2 separate regions of the Homo sapiens genome follow, and region 1 is linked to region 2. The links are chromatin loops, found by intact Hi-C in ENCODE. Cell type or tissue: heart left ventricle. All regions are shown on one strand.

Region 1 (2,500 bases), 59 kb after region 2:
ACACAAGCATGAGCCACTGTGCCCAGTGGCTCTTTTTTTAAAAAAAAAGAAAAGAGAAAAAAAGAAAAAAAAAAAACTGGAAACAACCCAAATGTCCATCAAAATGAACAAACTGTCATACATTCACACAGTATGGAATACAATATAAGAATGAAGATGAATGAATTAGGCCCCAGTCAATGAGTTGGACGCATCTCACAAATTTACCGTTGTGCGAAAGTAGTCAGACATAGGAGAGTATAGACGGTGTGATTTCAATTGCCTAAAGTTCAAAACCAGGCAAAACTAACATATAATGTTAGGACTCAGGATAGTGGTGTGTAGTGACTGAAATGGCACATACACGGGGCTTTGGGGAACTGGTATATTCTGTTTCTCAATCTGAGATGTGATTACCAGATGAGTTTGTGAATATTCATTGAGCTGCATACTCATGATTTGTGCACTGTGTGCTTGTTATATTTCAATAAAAGTTTACTAAAAAAGACAACTTGGTAGCCTTCTATTTAAATTGCTTAGCAGTGCCTAAAATAGATTATCACTGAATCTTTTCAGGAAATGGAAGTGTTGGTGCGTATGCCTCTGAGTGTGTATGCAAGTGTGGGTGTTGAACATTGAATATTCTTCAGGAATGCAGTCAGGTGAAAGGAAACATGAAATTTATTATGCCCTCTTAAATAACGGCTTATGTGCCGTAGTGTTTCCATAAAAGATTCTCTATTTGATGAGCATCAATCTACTTGTATTGTTAGAAGGATCTTATGTAACCCTGGCCCTATACCACATTCATCAAATTCCATTTTTATGCCTCCCTTGTGTTCAGCACATCATTTAATCACTGAGCATTTTCTCTGCACCAGTGCCTGTGAGGGGTGGTGGGAATTCAGAGAAAACTCTATACATGTCCCCTTCTTATCTCCGTTCTTAGGGCCTGAGGAATTCAACGGGGATACTTGCCAAGAGCATCTAAGCCAGAGGAACAGGATCTGGGGCAAGACTGTGTGAGGTTTTCACCTAGAATAGCTGGAAATTGTATAATCAAAGGGGCAAGGAAAGCCAGGGCCCAGCGTGAGAGAGAATTGGTACATGGAGTCAGGGATGGCAGGCTAGCTGAGCTCAGGAAACAGACGTTAAAGACATCAGGCGCAGGTCAGGAAATAGACACAAAGATGGCCTCAGAGAACAGTGGAGAACTCAGGGCAGTGACGGGCGGGGTCCTCACTGGGAGCATTGATAAAGGTTGCATTGTCTCTAGAAATTCAAAAACAATAAGAAACTGACCAAAAGTCTGTCTGCTTTTTGTTATCACCATGCACCAGCAATCCTAAAAAAATGTTAGTAGTAAAGTATTTCTGCCTAAGAGTACTCGGCACAGTAATGTTTGTAACAGTGAGAAACCAAAGAGTGGGTACTGGATCGCGGTGTATTCAGACCAGGGAACACCATGCATCAGTGTGAACAGAGGAACCATGATTCCACACGTCAACCAGGACAACCCCAAACCATGATGTTGCTACTTGCAGAAGTCTACATAGTCTAATGTCATTCACATGAAATTTTAAAACATATAAACTGAGGGTTGTGTGTGGCTCCACATTGTAAAAGTACACAAACGTGGCTGGGCACAGTGGCTCACGCCTGTAATCCCAGCACTTTGGGAGGCTGAGGCAGGTGGATCACCTGAGGTCCGGAGTTCCAGACCAGCTTGCCCAACATGGCAAAACTCCGTCTCTACCAAAAAAGATTAAAAAATTAGCCGGACGTGGTGGTGCACATCTGTAATCCCAGCTACTCAGGAGGCTGAGGCTCAAGAATCACTTGAACCCGGGAGGTGGAGGCCGCAGTGAGCCGAGATGGCACCACTGCACTCCAGCCTGAGTAACAGAGTGAGACTCTGTCTCAAAAAAAAAAGAAAAAAGAGGAAAGTACACAAACATTTATACATATGACAGACACTGGGCAGAGTGGTGATCCCTAAGGGATGGGGAGGAAGAACTGCATTCAAAAAGGGCACACAGGACATTATTAGTAACTGGAGGTGGGGAGTATTTTTTATTTATTTTATAGAGACAGGGTCTTGCTATGTTGGCCAGGCTGATCTTGAACTTCTGGGCTCTAGTGATCCTCCTGCTTCGACCTCCCAAAGTGCTGGGATTACAAGCATGAGCCACCACACCCAGCCCATTGTGAGTATTTGTTGCTGCTGCTGTTTTTGTTTGTTTGTCTGTTTGTTTGTTTGAGACGTAGTCTCACTCTGTCGCCCAGGCTGGAGTACAGTGGCACAATCTGGGCTCAGTGCAACCTCCACCTTCCGGATTCAAGCAATTCTCCTGCCTCAGCTTCCCGAGTAGCTTGGATTACAGGCACGTGCCACCATGCCCGGCTAATTTTTGTATTTTTAGTAGAGATGGGGTTTCAACATGTTGATCAGGCTTGTCTCAAACTCCTGACCTCAGGTGATCTGCCCACCTCAGCCTCTCAAAGTGCTGCGATTACAGGT
Region 2 (2,500 bases):
ATGTCTTTGTTTGTTATTGCAAATAGTGCTGCAATGATGTCAAAAGTCACCCTGAAGGAAGCACTCCATTCATACATATGCATGCATGTGTCTTTATGGTAAAATGATGTATATTCCCCTGAAGATATTTTTGATTGCTACTAGTGGAGGTGCTGCAAGCATCTAGCAGGTGTAGGGGTCAAAGATGCTGCTAAACATTCTATAGTTCACAGGACAGTCTCCCATAAAAAAGAAGAATCCAGCCCCAAATGTCAATAAGGCCACTTTTGAGAAACTCTTCCTTGGTAAATTGCATTAATGGCCCCAAATTTTTACCCATCCCTATTCCATACCATGAGTCATTTAATTTTGCAGTGTTATTTTATCATGGGAAGGGCTTCTTCCCCACTCTTGACTCCAGGCTTAGCTATGTGACTTACTTTGGCCAAGAGAATGTGGCAAAATGACAGTACTTTTTGTTTGTTTGTTTTTGAGACAGCATCTTGCTCTGTTGCCCAGGCTGGAGTGTGGTGGCACGATCTCAGCTCACTGCAACTCCACCTCCTGGGTTCAAGTGGTTCTCATGCCTCAGCCTCCCGAGTAGCTGGGATTACAGGCACACACCACCACACCTGGCTAATTTTTAGTATTTTTAGTAGAGATGGGGTTTCACCATGTTGCCCAGGCTGGCCTCGAACTCCTGAGCTCAGGCAATCCACCCGCCTCAGCCTCCCAAAGTGCTAGAATTACGGGCGTGAGCCACCCTGCAGCGGGCCAACAGTGCATGTTTCTACCTGGCTTTTACCTCCGCCAATGCCACAACAGACTTGTTAGTGATCTGGTAGCAGGAAAAGGATGAGAGACATATGGAACAAAGCCAGTCCCCAGCTAAGCCCAGACTAAATCCACCAACCCACAGGCAAACTCATGAGAAATAATTATCATTTTAAGCCCTTGAGTTTTGGGAGGATTTGTTATCAGTAATAGCTAACTATTACAGACACAATGCTGCTTCATGCTTTTGGACGTGCTGTTTCCTCTGCTTAAACATGTCCCCTACTCTCACCCCCACATGACTTGGAAAATTGTTCTTAATCTCTCAAAGCCCAACTCAGAGATCATCCTTCCTGGAAAACTTCTTGGATTCCCTGCAAAAAAGTAATCCATTCCTCTTTTCCTACAGACTTTAACTGTTGAACTGCCATATTTGTATTAACTTGTCTTTATCTCTTACTAGATAGGGAACTTACGAGAGCAGAGACTTTGTCTCAAATCTCACCCCAGGGCAGCACAATCAGAGTGGACACTCAGGAAATATTTGCAGAATACAAAGGGCTGGGCTGGAAGTTGGGGGAAGGTGATTATCAGAGACATTCGTCAGCTTTGGCTCTAGCCCTGGAATGGTGCCTGGAACGTGGCCCAATCCCCATGACAAAAGAAGAGACTATGGGCTCCAGCCTGTAGTCTGGATTTCCCTGCCAATCAAAGTGGTCATGGAGAGGAACAGCCTCTGCCATTACTGTTTAGCACAATGAAACTGTTTAGAGGAGAGCCTTACCTTCAGGAAATTCCAACGAGCCTGTTTTATTGTTACCCTCCAACAGTAATGACTCCCGTAGGATTAAACAGAGTGTAAAGTAATTGCTAAAACATCCCCTGCCGTGGACAGAGAAACCTGCACAAGACGTAATGCTCCCACTTCACTTGGGAGGGAGGGGGCTTGCTCATGGAAACAAAATGTGTCATTAGAGCTTTACAGAGTAGGAAGAGGCAGCAGTGGGAGGAAAAATGCAATGCAATACAGAAGAAAGAGTCCAGACTTTGGAAATGGATCCGCTCCAGTTGAAATCCCAACCACACCCCAGGTCGCTTCATGCCTCTGAATCCTGGTTTGCTCATCTGTAATACCGAAATATAAAACATGGCCAGACACAGTGGCTCACACCTGTAATCCCAGGCCAGGAGTTCAAGACCAGCCTGGCCCAAATGGTGAAACCCCGTCTCTACTAAAAATGTAAAAAAAAAATAGCCAGGTGTGGCGGTGCATGCCTGTAATCCCAGCTCCTTGGGAAGCTGAGACAGGAGAATCACTTGAACCCAGGAGGCGGAGGTTGCAGTGAGACAAGATCATGCCACTGCACTCCAGCCTGGGTGACAGAGCCAGGCTTTGTCTAAAAAAAAAAATATATATATATATATATATATGTGTATATATATATATGTGTGTGTGTGTGTGTGTGTGTATATATATATATGTGTGTATATATATATGTATATATATGTGTATATATATGTGTATATATATGTATATTATATATGTGTATATATATGTGTATATATATGTATATATATGTATATATATGTATATATATGTATATATGTATATATATGTATATATATGTATATATGTATATATATGTATATATATGTATATATGTATATATATGTATATATGTGTATATATATGTATATATATGTATATATGTGTATATATATGTATATATGTGTATATATATGTATA

What was found. Hi-C counts contacts between places; a loop is a spot of excess contacts. Peaks named below come from ENCODE experiments on the same cell type or tissue, not always from the same donor. Only the 100,000 strongest peaks of a DNase experiment are listed, where the experiment ranks them.
Region 1: a loop joins it to region 2, with 15 times the contacts of the local background. A loop is called at or near these places in 4 of 110 quality-filtered maps.

Annotation. Positions count from the first base shown.
Region 1 is chr7:69,515,234-69,517,733 of GRCh38, forward strand. No RefSeq gene overlaps it. Among named protein-coding and RNA genes, the nearest start is that of CT66, 81 kb to the right of the region's middle. In heart left ventricle, no CTCF peak of the experiment used is centred here; no DNase peak of the experiment used is centred here; H3K27ac peaks cover 854 bases.
Region 2 is chr7:69,456,687-69,459,186 of GRCh38, forward strand. No RefSeq gene overlaps it. Among named protein-coding and RNA genes, the nearest start is that of CT66, 140 kb to the right of the region's middle. RefSeq lists an enhancer at 1,201-1,716. In heart left ventricle, no CTCF peak of the experiment used is centred here; a DNase peak (open chromatin) is centred at 1,395; H3K27ac peaks cover 260 bases.